Regions from separate parts of the Homo sapiens genome. Here region 2 is linked to region 1. The links are chromatin loops, found by intact Hi-C in ENCODE. Cell type or tissue: heart left ventricle. All regions are shown on one strand.

What was found. A loop is a pair of places that touch in the nucleus more often than their neighbours do. Peaks named below come from ENCODE experiments on the same cell type or tissue, not always from the same donor. Only the 100,000 strongest peaks of a DNase experiment are listed, where the experiment ranks them.
Region 2: it touches region 1 in a loop (2.4-fold over the local background); 9 of 110 quality-filtered maps call a loop at or near these places.

Annotation. Positions count from the first base shown.
Region 1 is chr2:13,190,833-13,198,832 of GRCh38, reverse strand. All of the region lies in intron 1 of LOC105373436 (a long non-coding RNA gene), which reads right to left. The region is part of intron 1 of LOC105373484 (a long non-coding RNA gene); the gene reads right to left. Among named protein-coding and RNA genes, the nearest start is that of MIR3125, 460 kb to the right of the region's middle. In heart left ventricle, a CTCF peak has its summit at 4,712 (motif pointing left); no DNase peak of the experiment used is centred here.
Region 2 is chr2:13,060,415-13,068,414 of GRCh38, reverse strand. All of the region lies in intron 1 of LOC105373436 (a long non-coding RNA gene), which reads right to left. Among named protein-coding and RNA genes, the nearest start is that of MIR3125, 330 kb to the right of the region's middle. In heart left ventricle, no CTCF peak of the experiment used is centred here; no DNase peak of the experiment used is centred here; H3K27ac peaks cover 361 bases.

The DNA of each region.
Region 1 (8,000 bases):
CCGGAACTTCCTGTCAACCCATATGTTTCTATCCATTTATTCCTTTGTTCACTTATTCATTAATTTGTTCATTTACATTTACTCATTAATTCATTCCATGAAAAATATTGACAAAGTGTCTTTGACCTGACGCTTAAATTATAAGTGCCATTTGAAAATACAGAGATGCGTAGAGAAAAGCTTGATTAAAACAATATGATAAATATTAGAGATGGAAAAATAAAGAATTCAGTTTGGTTGGAACAAATTCTGGACACCTATTCTACTGCCAATCTCAGCCTGGATTAACCTGTCCGTCATCAAGGATAAAGGAATGAGTGCAGCCTGACCAATTCACTGCTACTATTACAAGTAGCAAATCCAACCCACCTAGGTTTCAGGAAAATGAACTTAGCACATTTCCATGTCTGAAGTTTCTTCTACGGAAGAATGCTCATAAGCAGAACAGATGAGACAACATGTATACAAAAGCATGTAGTTTATTACCTATGCTGACTGTGACCAGTTAATGAGTGAACCAACAGGTCTGCACCACACTCAGAGGGCATGTTAAGTCCAAAAGCTGAAATTAACTATTTTAGATTTATTCATACTATTTTCACATGATTTGATTAATTTTCTATAGGACAAAACATCCCCAATTTATTCCCAGATCTTCTCCCAAGGTAAAATAACTGGACAATGTATCATTCTGGCAAAATAGAGTATTTATGTTTTTAACACGATTTCTTCTCATTACAATGAATCAACCTCTTGTTTACGTAGCCAAATAAGCATGGCATGTTGAGGTAATCCTCAGCTAGACTCTTTGTCTTATGCGGTCAAACTCCAGTTTTGTCTTGGTTAACCTTAATTTCGTGTTTTCAAGAAAATAATATATTAGCAGTTACTTCTTCTAGGTCCCATTTATCGATAAGTTTTTATTTACGTCCTTCCTTTCTCCTAAATTCACTGATTTATTTTCTATTTCAACTCACTATTCCTAACATGTTTCTCTCCTTCAATACAGCACAGTGTTCCTCTGTGTTCTCCCTCTGGGTTACATAGTCTCATTCAACCCAAATGATATGTAAACAAAAAGAAGAAATAAAGTTAGAAGTATGAATTAGGTGCAGGGTCTGAGGTCATTAAAAACCTATCTGGGGAATTTGGACCCTTTTCAATGAGCGAAGGAGAATCCATAAACATAACTAAGTATTGGAGAAAGATAATTCAACAATTGCTCTTCAAATTACCATCTGACCATCATGAATTCAGCTGGCTTGGAAGGGCATAAAGCTGCATATTCATGCCAGTGAGAAGGCTTTTAAGATTGTGCAGTGGTAATTTGTGAGGGCTTGGATTGAAGTAGTGACGGCAGTAACAAGATGAAACAGACAGATTTAGATATCAAAGAGCAGTGCAGGCAGAATGAGACCCTAAAGAGCTGAGTCATACACAGAATGGGAGATTGGACATGAGACTAATTCTTTTTTCTCACTTGTAAGTGGGAGCTAAATGATGAAAATACATGGACACCTAGAGTGGAGCAACACACATTGGGGCCTTTTGGAGGTAGAGAATGAGGAAAAACAACTAATGGATACTACTAGGCTTAATACTTGGGTGATGAAAAAATCTGTACAACAAACCCCTGTAACACAAGTTTACCTGTGTAATAAACCTGCACTTGTACCTCTGACCTTAAAATAGAAGTTTAAAAAAATCTACATGAGTGAGAGAATGGTGATGACATTTACAAATGTTAAAAATGCAGAAGTTTTCCAATTTTGACTTTAGGCTTTAGAAATAATGAAGTAATGATGAGCGGGTTGTATTTGTCCAACCAAGGGATGGAAGTTTCAGGGAGAGGTCAGAGCTAGAGATTTAGTTCCATGTGCCATTTACATTTGGCTGCCACTCATGAGCTTTAATGATTTTTCCAAAGAAAAACCACCAGGACAAAGTCAATAGTCTCCAACATCCTCCCCCAACTATTAATATAGTAGCTATCCATAAACATCCTATTGAAATAATCTTCTGAAGATAACCCTAGGAAAATGTTGCTCTAGAATAATTTATTATAGAAAAAGGGTATGTGAAGACGTATTAGAAGACCTATAAATATTCTCATTCTAATAAAATTTGATGCAGAATCTAAGCTTTTATCTGAGAGGGCATCATGTATTGCAACAAGTGTCATTCCAGCTAGATACTACTCTCACTAGTATAATATCAATCATGTTAGTAGCAGGCTAAGTCATATTATTATGCTAATTTTTGACTGACAAGTGATTTTCAACTCTGTAATTCAGCAGCATCTACTTGACTTGTGGGACCTTCTGCTAGATCAGTACCAACCTGATACCTTGATTTTCATGCGACCTCAACCCATAAACTTTGCAAAGTTTAACTACGTTCTCCAAGTCCTCTGGTATTCTGTCTTTTTTTTTTTTTTTTTGGCGTGGGGGGAGCGGGGTGGAAACCATTCTCCCAAATACATCACATATTTATTTGATTTGTTATTTAGTCCTAAGCTGCCTTTAAAGCTCTAACAGTAATAGCTTTATTTGAATTGATAAGTTTTTTGTTGTTTGTTTTCAGTAATGCTACAAATAGAAAAACCACATGCATTATGGAAATAATCATAACCTTTCCACAAACATGCTTTGTCAACATTCTAATATTTAATCAGATATATCTGAAAACATATATATATATATATCAGTTTTCTTTTTATTAATATCTTCTATTCTGTCTGATTTCCTGGGAGTATACCACCAGGTTTAGAAATTACTCATATATTATTTACACACACACACACACACACACATATATATATATATACATAAAGCTATTATTTGAAACCTATTTTCAGAGAGCATTGCTTTAAAAAAGTTAAAAGAAATTAGCCAAGCCAGGCCCAACGCTCTACTTATCCTTTGATACTCACAAATATTCCCGAAAAATATTTATTTTTCATCCATGTTTGCCATCTATCTCTACTACCTTAAACTTTTTATGTTAATAGGATCAATAATTTTGGATGATGATTTTCAATTTTTTTATGACTCCAAATACTAAAAGATAGTTATTGGGAATTTTAAAGGTCTTGTCCTACAAATGTTTCAAACAACTTTGTATCTTGACCTATTATTTACTATTCAGATACATTATTTTATTTTAATTTCATTGTAACTTATTTCTTTCCTGAAATCTAATGTAGATATGTATATGAAGAAGTTGGTTAAAACTATATTTTCATACTATCATAGTACATATGTTTATATTTTATGTATATAAATTTTCTTGAGACAAGCGAAGTTGTTTTTTTATTATTTATATGTTATCTAATAATATTTAGGTAAAAACAAATATTTGATGAATAATCATTATTTTCAAGTACTTGCCTATTTTGTAAATTAATCTAACTACCAGTTATTGTAAATTGCACAAATATATCATTACTCATTTTAAGTCCTCATCTGGATGTCATTTCTCATACCAAGTTTGCTCCTTGGAATTGTCTTAACTCTCTTTACAGAAGAGTTTCTTCCAAAGCCTTAAAAACTTTCTATCAGAAAGAACATCGTCTGTGAAGTCTTCCTAGTGGTTGATCACCACATTCATTTAATCTATTCTCTATTTAGCTCTCATAGCACAGTTCATCACAAAGAGTAAATAACTAAAAATACTTTCTGAATTTCGGTCAATGATGTTGTTTTGCATAAATAAATTTGCAAATTTTTTGTTTCTCAGTAATTCTATATATAGTTCCATCTCACATCAAGAGTAAAAGTGAATTTGTTACTTATCATAATGGCATTTCTCAAAATATTTAATGTACCGAAAATTAAATCAAATAATAATGTATACAAATTAGTTGTTGATACACTTCTGTTGCATTTAATGCAAACTACTTGAGGATCTGTGACGATCCTCAAAAGGCTGAAAGCAAATTAAAAATCCATGACCTTATCAGAGTGTTGGAAGAAAAAAAATCATGGGTTTTAAAGTCAAATTGTCATTGGTGTGGTTTTGAGGAATTACTTAAACTCATGAGGGAGTTATCTCATCTGTAAAATAAGAATCACGAATAAGTCCTCCTTCTTTGTATAAAGATTACTTTTCTCTCCTCTCTGCTAGTCTTTGAGTTCATCCAAGCCATTGTCTGAAAGTTGCATCATCCCCATCCCAGTGCAGAATTTAACACCTAAAATTGACTCAACATATGAGTGAGAAAAAAGGCAAATAATGAGATTTTTTAATGCCCATGAAGAGGAAAAAGTAATTCGTAGGTCTGATACCATTAAGGAAGGACTCCCAGTAAATAGGAGTACTGAGCTTGACACCAGAGTGTGTATGGGACTGAAAAAAAAGGAAAGAATATTTCAGTTGTGCTTCCTCTAAGCCAAACGTAGACCTTCGTGGTAACTACATGAAAGCATCTTCGGCGTGTAAAAGTTCATAAAATGTTCATTAATAAATGTGTTTATGATGAATCTTTCTAGATATGTCAAATCAGTGCAGGACATATGTTTGTCTAGCCTAATGAGTAGAAGTTCTTTAAATTTCTGATCAGCATGCCTACAATGCCAGGATTAAAAAATAGTTAGAAATTAATTACTTAAAAGTATTCTTTGCCTTTTCTTTTTTTCTCCATCTCTCCTATTTTGAATCAATTTGAAACAGAAAGCATAGGGAGAGAATGTTTCATAGGTCATTGTGCCCTCTTGTGGTAATTCGATTTGGCAGATAAATACTGAAGAATCAGGCAGGAAGACAAGAGGCTGCTGGACCCTCTACCCATCCTGCCTGCAACAGATGATGCTCCTCTAGGCATGAAAGCCAAAGTAGCCACTAATGCATCTGAAACTACAGGTACATGATAAAGAGAGAAATTTGACAGAACTAAAAAGAGTTCAATTGTACCCACACTTTCTGAAAAAGCATTTTGTTTTTAGAAGCTGCATAACCTTTGGCTAGTTACTTAATCGTCCTGAGCATCACTAGCCTCTTTTTGAAAATGAATATATTCTCCTGTCCAAACAATTCCATAGGAATTCTGTAAAGATGTCATAGGTTATTTTTTATTAAAGTATTTCGTTATCTAAATGAACAAAATAAAAGGGCATATGATTACTATATTTCGTGGTGCATACTATATATATATATATGCCATAAAAATGTGTAAGTTCAAATAAGATGCATTTAAGTGTATTCATAACTTGCATACACATTGGATATTGAATATCCAATAGCATAACTTTTTTATTATTGACTAGAAATATTGATAACTTTTAGCACAGAAAAATATTAAAGTTGAGAAAATAAACTACTGTATTTTGTGTACAGTTATATCTACTGTTAAAAGAAAGGCTTTAGACAAAATAAATTTAGCAAAGCCTATTTTAGCAAATTTATGAATCAAACAGCACAAAGAACCATGAGAGGTTCAGACAGCTCCCCCCAGCGCATGGGAAGGCAGTATTTATAAACGAAACAAGGAAGCATATACGTATATAGCTTGTGTGGTTGGTTGCAGCTGAGTGTTGACTTTCTTTATGCAGGGTGTGATGAGGCATTTGCCTTATATGGACATGGCCTGAGCAGTTGGCAGCCTGTGATTGGCTGAAGCTTATCTCATGTAAGCGACTGAGACACAGCTACTTGTTACAAGATTATATTCTTAAAATTAGGCTGCAGTTTGCTACAAATTGATTCAAGAGAAGAGGCATTAGGCCACATTTAATTTAACACTACCTATCTACTCCTTCACTAAATATATACAAACCAAATAAAACAAGAATTTCAATTCAGAAAAAACTATTAATTTAGCAAAGAAACATTTAGGTAATTATAACATGTGTTTTTATTTATTTATTCAGCAAGTGATTAAAAATAGTACGGCAGTCTCTGCTTATCAAGGGTTTTGTTTTTCAGGGTTTCAGTTACTGCTGTACAGTAAAAGAAGATATTATGAGAGAGAGAAAGATACACCATAGTCACGTAATTGTTATAATAATATGTTGTAATTATTCCATTTTGTTACTAGTTATTGTTGATCTCTTATTGTGCCTAATTTACATATTAAACTTTATCATAAGTATGTACGGGGAAAAGCATAGTGCATATAGGGTTCAATACTATTTATGGTACTATTCTGGCATCCACTGGGTGTCTTGGAGCATATATCCAAGGATAAGGAGGGATTACTGTACCCTTTGTGCAAGACATTAGTCTTGGAGTAGGGAAAACATGGTGAGTTCCCACATGAAGCTAATGTTTTAGGAAATAAACATAAATAAATAATTATAAGTGTAAAGATAGAACTGTGGTAAATGCCAGAACATGAAATATATATGTATGAGAATGTTTAATAAAGAACATTTTATTAGTTCAGAAAATCCTGAAAAAGTGACGCCTGTGCTGAAATCTAAAAGAATAACAAACATTAGAAGAGCAAAGGATTAAGGATGGATTTGGGAGAAAGAGAAATATTATAGGAAAAAGCAGTTTTTAGTGGGGGGAAATACACATTGAAAGATTGAAAAGATCAGAAAGTCAGAGAAAATAATGGCTTTAGACAAGCAGGAAAGCTCAGGCTTTAAGAATACTTTTATTTTAAGACTTGTTCTTTTTATAATTTTAATTATATAGTTTATTCCTGGAGTTCTGTAAATAAAAAATAATTTCAAAAATCAGCTGAAATAAAAGAGGGAATTCAAAACAACCTACTCCACCCCGACACACATTTGCACAAATGCACACTCACAAAATTACACTCTTTTATCTGTTCATCGAGTGTAGTGGATTTTTTTTTTTTTTTGAGGTGGAGTCTCACTCTGTTGCCCAGGCTGGAGTGCAGTGCTGTGATCTTGACTCACTGCAACCTCTACCTCCTGGGTTCAACTGATTCTCTTGTCTCAGCTTCCCAGTAGCTGGGACTGCAGGCATGTGTCACCAGGCCAGGCTAATTTTTCTTTTTTTTTTAATAGTAGAGACAGGGTCTCACCATGTTGCTCAAGTTGGTCTCTCGAACCCCTGACTTCAAGTGATCTGCCCAACTTAGCCTCCCAAAGTTCTGGGATTACAGGCTTAAGCCACTGTGCCCGGCCATGAGTAGTGAAATGTTTTAAAAGAAAATTGAGAATAAATTTGTCTTTGCTATCTATTGTTTGAGCATATTCTTAATCAGATAAATTTATGGTTACGTGCTCTGTAGAAAATGTGTTTATCACCATTATAAGATACTCTTCTCTCAGCTGTTTCTTCTTGCAGCTGATTCTCTGTTGCACAGAAAGCTTCTGGCAGATCTCCCTCTATTCTTGGTAGTCCTGCCTTGTTTATTCCCCTCCCTCAGAGGATGGGCTGGATCTAGTTAGTGAATTGCTTCTAACAAATAGAATTTGGCTAAAGTGATGAGGTGTCTCTTTTGTAATTAAATTACAAAAGACGGTGATTTCATCTTGCTGGCACGTTCTCCCTGGATCTCAAGTCAGACTCTGATGGAAAGGGTCACCTGCCAGGGAACTGAGGGCAGCCTCTGGCCAGTGGCCAGTGGGACCTGAAGACCCCACTGGCTTACAGCTCCAAAGGAACTAAGTCGTGTCAGCAACCACTGAGTAGCTCAGAAACAGAACTTGCCCCTGCCCCAATCAAACATTGAAACGACTTTGGCCCCAGTCAGCATGGTGATTGCAGCCTCATCAAGGCTGCAAGGTGAGTACTCATGCGAAGTCCCTAGTTTGCCTGGGACTGAGGTTTCCTAGGGTGCAGGACTTTCTATTGTATAATCGGGAACGTCTTGGGCAAGCCCAGATAAGTTGATTATCCTGTTTGTAACAAAAAGTCAGCCAAAGTACCCACAGGAATTGTGAGGGGACTGTCGTGGGGTGGGGGGCGGGGGGAGGGATAGCATTAGGAGATACACCTAATGCTAAATGACGAGTTAATGGGTGCAGCACACTAACATGGCACATGTATACATATATAACAAACCTGCACGTTGTGTACATGTA
Region 2 (8,000 bases), 130 kb after region 1:
TCTCACAATCCTGGAGGGAATTTTATTACCCAAAACCCCAGAGCATCCATGCGGCAGCCTACAATACCAAATGCAAAAACCCAGAGTACCTTGGTATCGGTTAACAAGGGTCACCACACCAAATGCTGAAAATCTCACAGCCACCAGTGAACCCCAAAGACCAAGTTGGTGCCGCTGAACAACGCGATTGGCATCCCAGAATCAACACGAAGGGGGACATCTCACAACCAAGAGTCTTGCATCAAACAATTGACCAAATACAGTTAACAAGAAGCTAAAGCAAAAACTGCAAGTGAAACATATATTTCAGAGCAAAAAAATGAAATGAAATAAAATGGTCAAGAGAATAGTGAAATGGCATTAGAGAAGAAAGGACAAAGGGAAGGGGTAACAAGTATGTCGTTGGTCAGGCATGCTATGGGGAAATTCAAATTTGCTGTGTAGCCTAAGGCCTTGTTTCTTGGCTCACCCAATATTGGGGTAGACTCACCTGCCTGCAGGAGCCAAAATAGTGCCAACTTGCCTACTGGTCTCCTACTTAGGGTCCAGGTAAATGTCTCCTCCCCGGGTTTACCTGGCTTTGGTACCCCTGTTTCAAAGATCGACTGTAGTAATCACACCAACCTGCTAGTCAAGTAATTAAATTGGGAAATCCATCTCACCTCAGTAAGTTCTAAAGAGTAATGACTCATAACATTGCCTAGAAGGCTGGGTCCTGTATAATAGACTCTGCTCTTGGTAAGTCATAGCCTGGTTTAAGGGCCTTCCTCCCAAGAATCACATGTGCACCCTTCATACCAGAAGACATGTGTTTTGCCATAGACTACAGAATGTCTGGTCCTTTAATATGTGTGGTGGTTCTGGGTTAGCTTTCAGTCATGAAATAATCTGTCTCTGGAAGCTTTCCTTGTTTTAAATTAGACAATTCATAATGCCCTAATGTAATTAGTGACAATTAATTAACCATATTATATCACTTGTTGCAGATCATTTTAATGGAATGGGTGTTTCTTGGGAATGTCATTGATTGACAGTCAGGAAAATTCCTAGTCTCTAAATTTCCTCTCTTCCCCCCATCTTTGTCCTCATTACACCGCAGTTTTCTATTCCACTGCCTTTTCATACCAGCTCTTTCCAATAACATGAAGAATGTAAGCAGATTTCTGGCCCACAGAAAGTAGGGCAGATACCTTTAAATTATCTAAAATGTATCTGAATAGCAAATAGTACTTTTTCTTTGAAAATGAAAAGCATTCTTTTTATGCATAAAAAAGTATGCTCTCTCAGAGGAAAATCCGTTTTCATTTACATATACTTTAGTTTAATAATGGTGGTTAATGAACTTAAAACCATGATTCTTAAAGCCAAAAATAAAATAAGAAGATGAAGAGCATTCAATTCAATAAAATGTAAGTTAAAAAGTGAAGATAAAATCATGTTTTGCCAACTACTTACATCATCTTTATCAGGCTCGCTACAGGAGGATTTAATTTGGAAAGATAAAGTGCATTGACTTAGTAGTGAGTCTTTGGGTATTTGGCAGAAGAAGGAAGCCACTAACAAGAAGCTTATCTTTTATAAAGGTTAATTCTCAAGTGGAGAGATTTATAGACTGAAGCTCAATCTTTGTGTCTTTTTTTTTCTTTTTCTTTTTCTTTTAATTTTACTTTAAGATCCAGGATACATGTGTAGAATGTGCAGGTTTGTTACATAGCTATACATGTGCCATGGTGTTTTGCTGCACCCATCAACCCATCATCTAGGTTTTTAAGCCCCACTTGCATTAAGTATTTGTCTTTATAACCAGTACTACTTCCTTTAAAAAAAAAAAAACTGTTGAATTTAAGTAATGTAAAAATGTTAATTAAAATTATAGAATATAGGTGTAACTTCTTAACAGATTCACATATTTATTGTTAAAATTAGTGGAAAAATTAGGATGATTTTTAATTTCTTCTTTACCGATTTTAATTATTTCTCAAATTATCCTGGGAATAAATGCACATTGTTTTTTAAAAGGGAAAATAGTAAGTATGTTCTTTAAGTGTGAGACAGTGTGTATGTGTCCTCACACATAAGGCAGAGTGGATTCAATTATATCTCTTTTCTACCAGCAAAGAGCCCTTAAAATGTGCTATCACAATCATTCTTTTGCCCTGAGAAGTAACAGGAAGATTAAAACCAGTGGTAATAATCTTCACCAGTAAAAACAGTTTGTAGTTCAAATTATGTCTCTACTGTGGTCCTCAATCTGCCCAATTAGAAAAATGATATCATTGGTCTAATATAAACTATGCTTCCATAGGACTCTAATGATCTCCAGTGGTATACACACTAAAAGTTTCTCACAAAAGCCTTCTGTTTGTTTCTTATTTGTGTTGGTGAGAGGTAGTAGATAGGGTGGGGAGAATTATTAGCAAATAGACAACGAACACGGAAATTAAGCAACATGCTCCTGAACAACCAATGAGCCAATGAAGAAATTAAGAAGAAATTGTAAACATTCCTTAAAACAATTAAAATGAAGTACAACATTCCAAAACCAATGGGATACAGCAAATACCGTACTAAGAGGGAAGTTTATAGCAATAAATACCTACATCAAAAAAATTTGAAAGACATAAGCATACTAATACACCACAAGAAACTAGAAAAATAGGAACAAACCAAACCTCAAATTGGTAGTAGTGAAGAAAGTAAATATCAGAGCAGAAATAAAATTGAGACTAAAAAATGCAAAAGATTAATTAAAGAGTTGGTTTTTTGAAAAAAAATTTCAATTGCAAACATTTAATTAGACTAACTTAAAAGACCCAAATAAATAAATTCAGAGACAAAAAAGAAGACGTTACAACTGATACCACAGAATACAAAGGATGATTAGAGAATATTATAAACAACTGTATGTCAACAAATTAGAAAATCTAGATGAAATGGAAAAATTCCTGGACACATGCAGCCTACCAAGAATAAATAGAAAATCAGAGTAGACCAATAACAAGCCACAAGACTGAAGGAGTAATAAACAGTTTCGTATCAAAAAAAAAAATACCTAGGACATGACGGCTTTACTGTTGAATTCTACCAAACACATATAGGAAAAAAATTTGAAGAAAAGGGAATACTTGCAAACTTATTCTATAAGACCAGCATTACTCTGATACCAAAACCAGACAGAAACACAACAACAAAAAACTATAGGCCAATATCCATGATGAACAGAGATACAAAAGTTCTCAACAAAATACTAGAAAACCAAAAACTAACCGTGCAATCCATTTATGCCTAGTGTTCCATCAGTGGAACGCTAAGCATGTGGGAGTTATTTATATCCTACTGCTCAAGGTTATTGCCATGGTCTGATTGCAAAAATTCAAAAAATTGCAAACTCAGGCATAAATACATTAAAAAGATCATTCACCATTGTCAAAAGGAATTCAATCCAGGGAGGTAAGGACGTTTCAACATATGCAAACTAAAACACGTGATAAAACTGTATAATCATTTCAATAGATGCTTGAAAACACTCAATAAAATTCAACATTTCTTCATGATAAAAACTATCAACAAATTAAGTATGAAAGGAGCATACCTTAAAATGATAAAGGCCATATATAGCAAATTCACAACTAATGTTATACTGAATGGGAAAAATGGAAAGCTTTTCCACTAAGATCTGGAACAAAATAAGAGTGCCCACTTTCACTGCTTTTATTCAACATAGTATTGAAAATCTTAGAGCAATTAGGCAAGAGAAATAAATAAAAAGAGATCCAAATTGGAAAGAAAGAAGTCAAATTATCTTGCTTGCAGATGACATCATGCTATATTTAGAAAACCCTATAGAGTCCATCAAAAAACTCTTAGAACTCAAGAAGAAATTCAGTAAGTTTGAAATATACAAAATCGACATGCAAGAATGTTGTATATTGTGTATAGCATTTCTATACACCCACAGCAATCTGAAAAAGAAATTAAGAAAGCAATCCCATTTACAATAGCTACAAAAATGATACATACAAGCAAATATAACTGAAGTGAAAGATCTATAAAGAAAACTATAAAACACTGAGGAAATAAATGGAAGAGAACACAAAGAAACAGAAATATATTGCATGCTTATAAATTGGAAGAATTAATATTCTTAAAATGTCAATACCACTCATTGTACAGATTCAATTAAATCCCTATTAAAATGCCAATGAAATTCTTCCCAGATATAGAAAACACAATCTTAAAATTCACTGGAACCACAAAAACCCCTACTATCCACAGAAACTTTGAGCAAAAAGGTCAGAGCTACAGGTGTCACACTAACTGATTTCAAATTTTATTACAAAGCTATGCTATAGAAAATAGCATGGCATTGGCATAAAAACAGATACATAGACCAGTGGAACAGAATAATAAGTCCAGAAATACATCCATGTATTTACAGCCAACTCATTTTCAACAAAGGTACCAAGAACATACACTGAGGAAAAGACAGTCTTTTTAATAAATGGAGTTGGGAAAACTGGACGTTCATATGCAGAAATACGATTCTAGACTCCTATCTCTCACCATACACAAAAACTCAAAATTGATTAAAGACTTAATGTACTACCTGAAATTATGAAACTACTAGAAGAAAACATTGAAGAAATGGTTCAGGACACTGCTCTAGACTATGACTTTTTGTGTAAGACATCTAAAGTACAGACAACAAAAGCAAAGATAGACAAATTGGATTACATTAGGCTAAAAAGCTTCTGCACAGCAAAGATAACATCATCAGAGTAAAGAGATAACTTACAGAATGGAAAAAAATATTTCCAAATTATCCATCTGAGAAGGGATTAATAACCACAATAGAGAAGAAACTCAAACAAACAAACACAAAAAAACAAATAATCCAATTAAAAAATCGGCAAAGGATCTGAAAAAACATTTCTCAAAAGAAGACATACAAATAATCAACAGGTGTATGAAAGATACTCGACCTCACTAATCATCAGGAAAGGGCAAATCAAAACCACAATGAGATATCATCTCATCCCATTAGGAATGGCTATTACTAAAAAGACAAAAAAAATCAGAAGCTGGTGAGAATGTGAGTAAAGATTAACTCTCATACACTGATGATGGGAATGTAAATTAGTATAGCCACTATGGAAAGCAGTATGAGGTTCCTCAAAAAACTAAAAATAAAACTGCCATATGATCCAGCAATCCCACTGCTGAGTATATATTAAAAATAAAGGAAATTGGCATATAGAAGCTATACTTATACTTCCATGTCTATAACAGCACTATTCACAATAGCCAAAATTCAACCTAGGTGTCCACAAATGAATGCATGGATAACGAAAATATAGTACATACACAATAGAAAATTATTCAGCCATAGAAAGAATGAAATTCTGTCATTTTCAGCAACATAGTTGCAATTGGAGTCATTATTTAAGTGAAATACACCAGTCACAGAATGACAAATATCACATGTTATCACTCACTTGTAGGAGCTCAAAAAGTAAATCTCATGGAGGTAGGCAGTAAAATGGTGGCTACCAAAGACTGTGAAGGGTATGAGGCAAGTGGGGCAATGAAGAGAGGGTACAAAAATGCAGTTAAATTGAAAGAATAAGTTCTAGTGTTTGATATCACAGTAGGATAACTATAATTAATAATAATTTATATTTCATAGTAGCTAGTAGAAAAATTTGGAATGTTCCCAAGACAAAGAAATGATACATATTTGAGGTGACGAATATCCCATTTATCCTGATTGCTACACATTGTATGCTTGTATCATAATATCACGTGTACTCCAGAAAAATGTACAATCATTACGTATCAGTTTTAAAAATTAAGAAAAAAATGCAGAGTAGTTCTATCACCACAGGTATCTCTATAATTTTGTCATTTCAAGGATATTATATAAATGGAATCATACAGTATATCATTTTCTGGGAGTGACTTTTTCACTCAGCTTAATTTTCTAGAGACTCATAAAAGTTGCCGCATGTATCAACAGTACAATTTGTTTTCATTTCTGAGTAGTATTCCATTGCGTGGCTGCACCATGCAATGTGCATAGGGGTCATCTCTAGTGTTTGGTTGTTATGATAAAGCTACTTTGAACATTTGTGTATAGGCTTTCATGTGAGCATAACTTGGAATTCCTCTGGGATAAATACCCGAAAGTGCAATAGTGGGACATATGATAATTACATATTTAGTCCTCTAAAACACTGCCAAACTGTTTTCCAGTGACTGTGCTCTCCGCCAGCTCTGTGTAAGGCTTTAGTTTCTCCACCTTCTCAGCAGCATTTTGTTTTGTCATATTTTTATTTCAGCTATTCTGATAGACGTGTAATGATATATATTTGTAGTTTTCAAAACAATTATAAGATAAATTACAATCTCAATTTTACCAAAAGAAATGAAAGATGGGCCCTTTTATTGTCACTTTTAGCCAGGTTAATTCCATTTGACATAGTAAATCCACTTCCTGGAATCTACCCTACTAGTAAGGAGACAGTTCCCTCATTCTCACTCCAAAATCAAATCCTCTCCTGATTATTTAGTGTTCCAGGACAGTTTGCCAATACTTAAGGACGACACACGTCGTGGGAATGTCAGCCTCCTCGTATTCTGGACAGTTCTTATTTTTTAGTGCAAATATATAAATTGGCATTCTTGTCCATAGGTCAGTATCCTCGGGTAAGTCCATCTGAAGCAGTCCTGAAGATAGATTTGAACTGGGTTTACTGACAAGTCAGTTTCTAATAACCCATCATCACAAAAGCAAGACCCAGGGCCTTGGAAGAGTTTTCTAAAATAATAATACTCAGAGCAAAGCCATGGCAACCAGCCCCTCTCATGGGGACTGCTCAACATCCCTGCAGGCAATGTATTGGCACCTTCTGCAGTAACTATTCAATTTTACAGGTGAATCTTTCATACAGAGAAACTTGATAGCCATAGATATCATCTCAGAGTCTGGATTTTTTAAAACGGAAAATCTTCTTTCTTGAGACTAATACCACTCAGATTTAATTTCTAAAAATGTTTATGATCCCAGCAGGTATAAAATTAATGAGCTGAAGAGAGAGATTAACAGCAGAGTCTAAGTTAATTCTCTCTGAGCAGGAAGTATGAAGATTTACTTATTTTCTTTTTTTTACTATACTTTAAGTTTTAGGGTACATGTGCACAACATGCAGGTTTGTTACATATGCATACATGTGCCGTGTTGATGTACTGCACCCATTAACTCATCATTTACATTAGGTATATCTCCTAATGCTATCCCTCACCCCTACCCCCACTACACAACAGGCCCCAGTGTGTGATGTTCCCCTTCCTGTGTCCATGTGTTCTCTTTGTTCAGTTCCCACCTGTGAGTGAGAACATGCAGTGTTTGGTTTTTTGTCCTTGTGATAGTTTGCTGAGAATGATGGTTTCCAGCTTCATCCATGTCCCTACAGAGGACAAAGATTGAATGAAAAAATTTTAAAAGTACTTCAGAACTTTCTTCTCCTTTCTCTCTCTTTCATACATCCACATAGACATATACACATAGAAGTAGATTAAATATCATATTATTCCTACTGGAATTAATAGAAGCCAATGGACAATTTCTTATCTTGAGTATCAAATATATCCAACCATATTTGCCAAAATTCGATTTAAAAAATATAATTGTGTGTCTATGAATAAATGAAGAAGACAAAGAAGAAATGTTTCATTGCCGCTTCTCTTTGTGTTATTAATAAAATCTCTTATAATCCTTGGAATAATCTTTGGAAGTTACACAATAATTGTTTCCAAAACACTTAAAGTAGGATTCATCAGATGATAAATTCTTTATTTTTGATGCCTATGTGTCTTATTGTTTCTATACCTCATTCATTAAAAGCATAATAATTAATGCTAATGTTTTGTGTTTGTCAAACACCTTTTTTAGGTGTTTTCAAAATAACAGGCTTCATGTGCATTAGTCCTTTAAACCCCTA